Linked DNA regions of Mus musculus: region 1 is linked to region 2. The links are chromatin contacts, found by Hi-C or POLR2A ChIA-PET in ENCODE. All regions are on one chromosome and are shown on one strand. The core of a region is the stretch at or near the end of the contact, and the rest is flanking DNA. Distances in the headings are between cores, read along the strand shown.

The links. Hi-C counts contacts between places; a loop is a spot of excess contacts on that map. ChIA-PET counts read pairs that join two places held with the same protein, here RNA polymerase II (POLR2A).
Region 1: POLR2A ChIA-PET joins it to region 2 with 23 read pairs in Patski. The contact joins the enhancer-like site here to the promoter of Espl1 in region 2. A Hi-C loop is called at or near these places in 3 of 37 maps with a recorded cell type or tissue (CH12.LX, T-helper 1 cell and v-Abl transformed pro-B cells). POLR2A ChIA-PET finds 5 or more read pairs at or near these places in 4 of 5 experiments (Patski and embryonic stem cell).

What each region holds. Positions count from the first base shown.
Region 1 is chr15:102,248,012-102,253,244 of GRCm38, reverse strand. Rarg (retinoic acid receptor, gamma) reads left to right here. Exons shown (of 10, transcript NM_011244.4): 3 at 501-826. The coding sequence starts at 643. Among named protein-coding and RNA genes, the nearest start is that of Rarg, 6.9 kb to the left of the region's middle. Within about 2 kb of position 3,673, at least 3 of the 3 ENCODE cell types and tissues checked have a DNase peak (open chromatin) inside an H3K27ac peak, as active enhancers do.
Region 2 is chr15:102,294,539-102,300,101 of GRCm38, reverse strand. Espl1 (extra spindle pole bodies 1, separase) reads right to left here and starts at 3,809. Exons shown (of 31, transcript NM_001014976.2): 1 at 3,687-3,809; 2 at 3,253-3,342; 3 at 863-1,918; 4 at 579-683; 5 at 188-299. The coding sequence starts at 3,333.

The sequences.
Region 1 (5,233 bases), core at 2,424-4,923, 47 kb after region 2:
TCTTCCTTCTTTTCTTTCTTTTTTCTTTTTCTTTTGGCAAGGTCTTACTGTGTAGATCTAGCTGACCTCAAACTCTGAGAGATCTGCCTGCTAAAGGTATACATGCTCAGTTTGAAATTAGGTATCGAACCCAGAACCTTGCACTTGCTACTTGCTAAGCAAGCAACCCACCACTGAGCTATAACCCCCCAGTCTGAGTGTTTGAGTCTTGGGAGTCATACTCTCTACTTTGTTAGAGCAGATGTTTGGTCTAGCTGTGACGCTTCCATCCCAGAACCTCACCAAAAGGTCTTAAGTCATTGTTTACCTTAGAACCTGAGGTTAAACTGATTTCTCAGATTCCGTACAACTTTCTGTCCTGCCCAGTCTATGGAATTGCAAGTGCCCAAGCCAGGGAGGGTTAGGGTTAGGACCGAAGGACAGACGCTCACAGACTTGGGTTGCTTGGTGATCCGCATGAAGATTGTCATCTATGTGTCTTTTCCTTTATCTCTTTCTAGGATCCTTGGAAACCCACTGGACAGACCAGGCAGGGTGGGCACGGAGCCTCCCAGGCCAGGGCAGTGGGCATGGGCGGGGGCTGTAGCTGAAGACCACCCCCGCCTGCTGCAGAGTCCAAGGGATTCCCACGCCGCAGCTACCATGGCCACCAATAAGGAGAGACTCTTTGCGCCCGGTGCCCTGGGGCCTGGATCTGGTTACCCAGGAGCAGGCTTCCCATTCGCCTTCCCAGGTGCACTCAGAGGGTCGCCACCATTTGAGATGCTGAGCCCTAGCTTCCGGGGCCTGGGCCAGCCTGACCTCCCCAAGGAGATGGCTTCTCTCTGTGAGTCTCAGGGGTCTTGGGGAGGAAATGAGGGCAGATGGGTAGGGTGTGATCTAGAAAATGGACACCCTTGTTGGAAAGGTGGGCAAAGATGAGGGTAGTGGGGGTGGAGTTAGATGTATTTGAGGATAGTATCTATGGATGGCAGTTCTGTTTAAATATGATCTCAAAGTAGAGGACCTAAAACTGCCTCCTGGGGGACTCAGCACAGGAGGGGTCACAGTCCTGTGGACACCTGAGCTTGCTTGTGTGTCTAGTGTCCTTTAAGGCTGCATGCGGTTGGGGGTGGTCGGGAGGACAGGCGGGGGACTAGAGAATCTGAGAAGTCAGTCCGTCAGCTGTCTCTGTGATGAAGAAGGGCTGTTGGGTTTCTAAGGCTGCCAATAGGAAGGAAACTTAGTGCCCGGTGCGTAAAGACGTATGGGAAAATGCCTGAAGGTTCTGAGGACAGAAGTAGCCCAGTGGCAAAGAGGTAGCTCTTGGTCTACAACATATCTAGACTGGAGCAAGGGTTACTGGGGAGTATCCTCTCCTTAGTCACATGTTTCTGGACTCCTCCCCTCCCTCCTGGTCTGGAATAGTCCCCACACGCTGCAGACCCCTGCTTGTCCTGGGGCCTGTCCTCTTTAGGTTAAGCTTTTCAATGCTGCCAGCAAGTAAGGCCTGAGCTTCCTCTCTCCCTCTGGGACCCTTCTTTGCCCACTTGGTGATTGTCACTCCTGACCAGGACATGACAGACAGGGGTGTGGTAGGGGGCCTCGGACTCCAGTTTCTGGCACAGGGCTCTGTGTATACAGAAGAGGTTAAATGAAAGGTTTGCCAGGAGCAGGGCAATAGAGACAGAAAAAGAAAGATGAGTACACAGTCTTTATCATGGTGGTTCACACTTTTAATCCCAGCAGTCATGAGGGCGAGGCAGGGATCTCTGAGTTTGAGACCAGCCTGGTCTACACAGAGAAACCTGTTTCAAGGAACAACAGCAGCGGCAACAATAACAATAAAGGTGTAGCCGGGACACTGAGCCAAAGAGAAGGAGGGCCTTTAAGGCAAAGTGGGGACACTGGTGTGCTTCGTATATAGGGGTGACTTTATCTGGAGTGTGTGTGTTTGTCTCCCAGTCCACTTGTAGTGTATGCGTACACAGCATCTCGAAGACTGCTTCTGCACAGAACTCCAGTGTATGCAACAAAAACTGTGAAGAATCAGGAGGGTTGAATATCAAGAATGTAGGGGCTACTTGTGTGGCTGTAATACAACGGAGGTTACAGTGTGGTGTGCAGGGTGTGTGTTTGGAAACTTCAGCTGGACTCTCTGAGTGTCATTCTGTGAACCTGCCTGACACCAGGCAGTGGGAATAAGCCTTAACTCCCGTGAAACGTATTCCTTGCAGAGAACCACACAGCCTAATCATAGAGTCTTCCGACTTGATTTCCCCAGGTTCTATGGGAGGTGACTTAAAGGAGCTGAAGTCAGAAAGGAAGATGGGAAAAGCTGGTGGTAGGAAGGACGCTAAGAGACATGGCTGGTACCCAGTGAAAGTCTCCTTGTGTTCTTTGTATCCTAGATACAGGGAGATGGAGGTCAGGGTTCAAAGTGAGGTCACGGTATCAAAAGCAGCAGGCTGAGCCCCATCCTCAAAGGTCACCCTGAAGGAGAGCACCAACACCAGGGAAGGCAGCTGAGGAGGGTGTGGCGGGCTAGCATGGAGGGACAGGCCCAGGCAGAGAGGTAGCAGGTGGGGTAGGGAGGAGGAGAAGGCCTGGGTCCAGACAGTGTGCTTGGGGTGGGGCGTCCAGCTGAAGGGAAGAAGGAATCCTGGAGTTTAGGGACCCTCTCTTGGTGGGAGAGTAATGGACCAGAGGATGAGAGAGTGACATCTCTCCTTTGCTTTGATCCGCTGTCCCTTTTTGGATGTAGCCATCTAATCATAAATGGGAGGGGTGGATCAGAGCCATAAATCTGATGACGACACACCCATACTCACCTACACTGCAAGGAGCCTCTATCTCTCATATTCAGTGTACCACCCTCTTTCTTTCTCAGGATAAGAAGGGATGGTTTAAGGAGGGGCCTGAAGCTTCTCCTTGGGGGCTGGATTTTGGATTGAAGAGTCAGCCCCTGGCACCTTGGGGATATCCTTGGTGAGAAGAAATCTTGCTCCACCTCTTGGGGCTCTCCTGGGGCCTCAGTGGGTGAGGCAGGCATCATAGAACCCTGTCATGGAGGAGGGGAGAGGAGAGGGGAGCCTGAGCTGCCGAGCTAGGCAAGCATAGACCTGTGTGCATGAAAAACGGAGGGAGTGCACGCGCACCCGTGTGTATGCATGCATGCGTGCATACAGGCCTGCGAATGAAAGGCCAAGTGTCTGGACCTCCGTGTATCTCTCACGAACACTGATGTGTAGTCTATTTGCTTTTCCAGATTACAGGGGCAGAGTGTACCAGCAGAGAAAGGATCCTGTGGTCTTGAAGACCTGGCCCAGTTTGTCCTTCAAGTATTGTGGCGGTAATAGTCGCCATGGTGGTGGGGCCAGTGTCTGTGGGGCAGGGACACTGAGAGCAGACTGGCACAAGGAGAAAAGGGTTGAAGCTGGAGATGCCCAGACCTAGTCCAGAGGGGCAGCTATACAGGTGCAGACCCAGAGAGGGGCCAGGAGGCACAAGGGAAAAAAGTAAGGAAAGAAAGTCATGGCAGATGAGGGTGGCAGGCAAGCAGGCGGCAGCGAAGTCTCCTCCAGGAAAAAAACCCCAGTGGCTGCCTCTTTCTCCTCCCCTCCCAGTCTCTCCTCCTCCTCCGGCTCCAACTCCAGCCCCAGGCCGACACAAACGGGGCTTTGATTGCAACAGGAAACCTCTCCGGCGGGGGGAGCCGAGCTTGCTGCCGCTGCTGGGGCCCAGGCGGCACCCCCCCTCTCCTGGCCCCCTACCCTGTCCCAGCCCCCACCCTGCCAAGAGTGCCTCACGTCCTCGCCTTGGGCCTCACCCTCTCTTTCACACCTCCCTCTGCCACCCCCTCTTCTTGTCTTCGAAAGACCCCTCCCAGAGCTCCTCAGGTGGGACCTATCCCTTTAGGACTTACCCTTTTGGGCGGGGCCGACTTTGGTTTGAAATACCTCTTCAGTTTTTAGAGTGAGATTTTTGGAAGAAAGGGAGGGTTATTAAGCAGGGAGAACTCCAAGTGTGTGATCCTCAAACCTCACGAAAAGGTAGCAAGACCGAGAGAGAGAGAGAGAGAGAGAGAGAGAGAGAGAGAGAGAGAGAGGACTTCGCTGTCCCGCTCCCCCAACCCAGTCCAGGCCAAACTCACATTTTTTTTTTTTTTTTTTTTGCCAGGAACTGGTAGAGCTCTGAGGGGTGACCAGGCTAGAAGCCTCAGTGCTGTTGGCCTTCTCAGTGGGGGAGGGGCACATTCTTTCCCCCGGGACCATAGCTTTTCCAGGATCTAGCTGGGAGGGGGGTGCACCCTGGTGGTGGGGATCATAGGGAAGGGGGTGAGTCAGGCACCAGCCCCCCCTTCATGCCCCCACCAAGGCTGGTGGGGAACATCTGGTTCCCATGAAATGCTAGAGGCTAATGGGTCTAATTGCTGCAATAAGGGTTGGGGGGTGCTTTGGGGAAAAGAGGGGCACTAGATTCCCCCCATTTTGCTTTCTAGTCAAGGCTATACTGTGTCTTGAGCAAGGGCTGGGACTGATGGCATAGACTGGTCTGATACCTTAGTACCTTTTCCCAGTAATGCTCGCAAAGTACACACAGATGGGGTGATGAAGACTGGGGTGCATCTGGTGGAGAGAAAGGGGGGCTTTTGAGAACTCATGGCTTCCTGGAGCCCCCCCCCCCACACTTTTGTGCCCTTCTCCCAACCCCCTCCCTGTGGCCTGGCCACTTCTGGTTCTAATTACCAACCAGGCAGGCCTGACTTAATTGGGACCTTTCAGATTTCGGAGGGGGAAGGGGAACTTACAAGCCTGAAGTTGACTCGTCAAGACTCTTTTTTCATGTTGCTTTTTTTTGTGTGGGGGGGTACTCTTCATTTTCTACTTTTTTTGCCTACTGGTTCTATTCCAATTCAGATACTTAGTCCCGGACTTTATTTTTTTCTGTTTTTTTTTTTTGGGGGGGGGTGTGGGTACGGTTGGATTCAGAAATGGAGTGTTGGACATTATGGGAAAGTTCACATTAGGTTGGAAAGATCTTGTCTTCGTGCCTGCTGCAAGCTCCCAGTTTGCCAGTCCACCCCAGCCCACCATCGCCATCCGCATTTTAGGCCCTCCTCTTCAGCCCTGCCCCCTGAGTCCCTGGCAGCCTCCCGTTCCCCTCCCCCGTTCCCGCCTTCTTTGCCTACTCTGGCACCCCTTCCTGCTTTTTATTCTTCCAACAGGCGCCCCACTCTCTCAGCACCCCAGTG
Region 2 (5,563 bases), core at 2,560-5,059:
AAAAGAATTCTCTGTCCTAAGCCTCACCCCGTCTCTCCTGCATTAATCAGATCCTTCCACATAAGTCTTTTCCTGTCTCTTTAAACCTTTGACACTCAGCTGTCAGAAAAGTACACGTGCTCTCCTAGTCAGCATGACAAGTGATAGCCATCCCCTAGAGCAATGCAGCGAGCCCCAAGGCACTAACCAGTCATGCTCAGGTAGTCAGCCAGCTCTCCACCCGACAGGCCCTCTAAGGCCTCCAACATCCAGACAGCAGCAGATCTGCAACCGTCCACTAGCTGAGCAAGCTCAGTTGCCTGAAAGGAACAAGAAGGTTAAAGGATTAAAAGAGTCATGCAAGGTCCACTAGGACTTCCACCTCATCCCATGTCCAAAACCAAAGCTTTGTTTGTTTGTTTGTTTGTTTTCCAGACAGGGTTTCTCTGTCCTGGAACTCACTCTATAGAGGCTGGCCTTGAACACAAAGATCTGCCTGCCTCTGCTTCCCAAGTGCTGGGATTAAAGGCGTGCACCCCTACCACTGCCCAGTTACCCAAAGGTCTTCTAAGAAGCAACCTCAGAATGTCCGATGGTACCTGACAGCCTTGAGCAAAGTCATACACAATCCCGGTGAAGAGGTGGAAACCCTGGAAGTGCATCTGAAGCAAGCACTGCTGCTGCTTGGAAGATGCTTCAGAGACCTGAAGGAGAGATGAAGGAAGAGGCGTCTGATCTGAAACCTGGAGAGGGTGAACTTTGTGCTGAGTACTGCCTAGAGTCCCTCAAGCCCGGCACAGCCTAGAGAGCAGCTTACCAAGGCTCCAGAATTTCCAGTTATTTACAGAGCCACTCCCCACCCTACTGTAGGTTCTTAACTCACTTCTCTCAGGTGCCGGACAAGGGAGCTGTATCCCCCAAGAAAAGCAAAGAGACTCAATATGGCATCAAGTCCACAGTGCCTCCTGATGCCTCTCTCCAGGCCTGAAAGGAAGAACTGGCAGCTGTCGTACAATGCCCGGAGCGGGGGCGACGGCGCCTCGATACTGTTGATAAGAACGGCTGCTGCCTTCCTCAGAAGCTGGGCCACTGCCCCTGGTCTTTCTTCTACAGCTTCCAACAGCTCAACCCCCATCTGGCATAACTGGAGGCTAGGAGCTACACTGGTCTTCTCTAGGTGATTACGAGCCCTCTCCACTGCTCTGGCAGCCTGGCGGTGGTGGTGGTTCCAGCAGAGCCGACGGCAGTGTTCCAGGGTGATTTCCAAGAGGCAGAGGGCCCTCTGAGGCGAGAGAGGACCGGGAGAGCTACCACCCTCACCTACTAAGACTCTGATCAGGTGCCTAGAAAGCACTTCATACAGGAAGTCGGCATCAGCTTCATCTAGACCTTGTCCTGTAGCATCGTACAGCTGATAGGCGGCAACTAAACGACAGGCGGTTGGAGAAGCAAAGTGAGGGACCTCACAGGGGACACTGCCATCCTCCAAGAGCACCAAGAAGCTCAAGGCATTCAGCCGAGTTGAGAACGCAGCTCGCCGCTCCAACAGTGCCTCTGCTCCCTTCCAAAACAGAGAGAAGCTGCCCCGGGTCACGGCCTCATAGTCCTGAGGGGCAGCCTCTCCAGAGTTCTGAACCAAGCAGGCATGGAGAGGCTGGGCAAGGCGCAGCACAGTGTCTGGGCTTCCCTGAGTGGAACCATTGCGAAGTAGGATGAAGAGAATGCGTTCCAGGTAGAGGGGAGGGCGCTGTGGAGTAGACAACAAATAGCCATCACAGGCCAGCTCTGCCAGGTCCAAAATACTCCTCAGGTGCCCAGGGCAATCGAGCTTGGCAGTCAACTGCTGGGTGCAAGCCCTCAGGATGGTATCGCAAATTTGTCTTCTTTCGGCATCTGTTCGGCTGCTGGGGAAATCAGTCCGGGATCTGGACAGGAACTCCTAGGAGAAAGAATCAAGCCGCGTGAGCAGAAAAGAAAGGGGGGGGGGGGCAGAAACAGGGCCCCACAGGTTCTCATGTATCTCTCTCCAAGTTACGGCAAAACACAAGCCAGGCTTGGTGACACAGGCCTGTGTGAAGGCAAAAAGACAGAAGAAAAGTTCAAGAGCTTCCTGGGCTTGAGCGAATGAGCACTGTCTCAAAATAAAAAAGTGAAAACAGGCCGGGCAGTGGTGGCTCAGGCCTTTAATCCCAGCACTTGAGAGGCAGAGGCAGGTGGATTTCTGAGTTCGAGCGAGGCCAGCCTCATCTACATAGTGACTTACAGGACAGCCAGGGGCTATGTAGAGAGACCCTGTCTCAGAAATCTTTAAACATATATATAATATTTAGATAATATATAGCTTACATATTTCATACTATATATTATATATGCTTGTATATAACATATGAAGACATAGATGATATGTTATTTTTAAAAGTGAAAACAGATATAGAGATATAGCTCCGTGGTGAAATATTTTCCTGAATGCATGAGATCCTGAGTTCAATCCCCAGTATGGAAAAAAAAAATTTTTTTTAATTAAAAATTAGAGGGCTGGTGAGATGACTCAGTGGTTAAGAGCGCCAACTGCTCTTCCAAAGGTCCTGAGTTCAAATCCCAGCAACTACATGGTGGCTTCACAACCATCCCTAACGAAATTTGATGCCCTCTTCTGGAGTGTCTAAAGACAGCTACAGTGTACTTACATATAATAAATAAATGAATAAATAAATAAATAAAATTAGAATGTAAAATTTACTATAAGGAGAATGATAAAACGTAAACAAAAACCGATGTATAACTCTCCCAAACGGAGAACATAAACCAGAGTGTCCTTAGGAGATGATCACATTAGTAGCCCTAGGGGAAAAAAAAATTTTTTTTTTCAAAGACAGGGTTTCTCTGTGTAGCCCTGGCTGTCCTGGAACTCACTCTATAGACCAGGCTGGCTTCGAACTCAGAAATTCACCTGCCTGTGCCTCTCAAGTGCTGGGATTAAAGACATGTGCCACCATTGCCCGGCGGAAAAATAATTTTTTAAATAAAAATAAAAACAATAAATAAAAAGGAAAAGGAAGCCGGGCGTGGTGGCGCAAGCCTTTAATCCCAGCGCTAGGGAGGCAGAGACAGGTGGATTTCTGAGTTCGAGGCCAGCCTGGACTACAAAGTAAGTTCCAGGACAGCCAGAGCTATACAGAGAAACTCTGTCTCGGAAAAAAAGAAAAAAGGAAAAGGAAAAAAACACAGATAATCTCAGAAACTAGGTGTGTCCTGAGCCATAAAGGGTCCCACCTTCAAGTCAGGCAGCAGCTGCTGGGTCTCCTCCTTGCTGCAGAGCAGAGTGGCGAAGTTGACTCCTTTGAAGTTCCTCATGGCAAAAGTCTAGATACAACGAAATGGTTTGTAGAAGCCTGCGAAGGGTTGTAATGGAAATAACTGGAGGAAAGAAGGGATTGAAAGTTGTAGGAGGATTCAAAGGATGAAGCAGGCAAAGAATCCCACCAGAAATCCTATGCGGGGAGAGGCCGATATAAACTGGGCTCCCGTTACAAACTGACAAGTCCACTGTTCCTTCCTCCAGGACGCTCCTTGTCCTCAGTGTCCCACCAGGCCACCGCAGGGGTCTCCACAGGGTCCTGGGCGCCGAGCACACCCTTTCGGGGGCCGCCGAGCCTCCGCAGAAACGCCCCGTTTCTTCCCAGGTCAGCAATGGGAATGTCACTTACCGCGGCTTGAGCGCGCGCTCACCAGACCCTCCGTGCCTTAATTCCCTCGAAGCTGCCGTTCCTCACCGGCCTAGCAGCGTCCTCCAGCCCGAGCTCCACCAAGCACCGGGTGGGCACGCTTCGTTTTCCGCGCCAGCACCTCCTTTCAAATATCCCTAGTGACCAATCAGCGAGAAAGCGTAACGCAGGCCGGCCGCGTGGCGCTCTGGGAGTTGTAGTTTATCTGCCGCGCTGTCTGTCACGTGTTCCTGGAGGGGCGGGTACAACTCTGGACCGGAAAGACTCTGGGACACAGTCTCCTTCTTCAACCTCAGTCAATTACAGTCATTTCGCAGTTGGGTGGTCAATCACTAAGTCTTTCTTGCCTTTATTCCCTGAGCTCAGGCAGGATTTTAAATTTCAAGAGAATTAAAATAAGAAACCCACATGGCTTGCTTTGCGTTACTAGGAAAGAAAAGGTGTAATAGCCTTTGATGTATTTTTTTGTTTTTATTTTTGTTTTTTGAGACTGGTTCTCACTACGTGATCCTAGCTGTCCTGGAACTTGCTAAATAGACCAGGCTGGCCTCTAAGAGAGATCCACCTGCCTAATGCTGGGGTTGAAGGTGTACACCACCACACAGGGTCTTTGGGATTCTTTAAAACTCTGACTTTGTGGAGAGGGACACTGAAAAGGGTGCAGGGACAACCTCCGGGTTCTCCTAGGTTCTCCTCCCTCCCAAGTTTGGATTCCAGCCTACATCTTACATGGGTTGTATAAGAAAGGCTATAGAGTTGAGTGAAGAGTAAAGGGAAGAATTCATTGTGAACGTTCACAGTCTTTTGTTTTGTTTGTTTTTTGAAACAGGGTTCAAAATACTGAGCGTAGGGATTTCTGAGTTCCAGGACAGCCAGGGCTACACAGAGAAGCCCTGTCTCAGGAAAAATCAAAAGAAAGAAAGAAAGAAAGAAAGAAAGAAAGAGAGAGAGAGAGAGAGAGAGAGAGAGAGAGAGAGAGAGAAAGAAAGAAAGAGGGAGGGAGGGAGGGAGGGAGGGAGGAAGGAAGGAAGAAAAAGAAAGGGGGAGACATAGGAAGGGGAGGGAATAAGAGAAAAAACTGACATCTCCCCCACTAGAAAATTTCAGCGTGGGAATGGCAATATTTAATGCAGACACTAACAATGCCGAGCTTTTTTCTCAAGTCAGGGGCATAAGGAAGAAGCAGCCATCCTGGAAATTGACCACCTTTATCTCCTAGCCATGGCCCCTCTCCCTTATCTGCCTGCCTACCAAGTAGTCTAACTCCTGCTCTCTCAGATGCACTATAAAGTCAAGGGTGGTACCAAACATCACCCACCACCAGAGGGTAGGGAATACTTACTAAGGAGGCTGAGGAGCTAAAAAAGCTTAAAGTTCAAAGGCAGCCTGGGTTGTCTAGTGAGACCTCGTCTCAAAATCAAAACAAAACAAAAAATCTTTTTAAAAGCGGGCCTGGGGCTGGAGAGATGGCTCAGAGGTTAAGAGCACTGACTGCTCTTCCAGAGATCCTGAGTTCAATTCCCAGCAACCACATGGTGGCTCACAACCATCTGTAATGGGATCTGATGCTCTCTTCTGGTGTGTCTGAAGACAACTATGGTGTACTCCTACACATAAAAGAAATAAATAAATATTAAAAAAAAAAAAAGCGGGCCTGGAGAGATGGTTCAACAGTAAACAGCAATGGCTGCTCTCCCAGAGGGCCTCTGTTCAATTTCCAGCACCCACATGGTGGCTCACAGCTCTCTAACTCCAGTTCCAGGGATCTGGTCCATTTGGGTAGCAGACACAGACATGGTACCCAGGCATATGTAGAGACAAAAACACCTATAAACATAAGTATAACAAATTAATTTTTA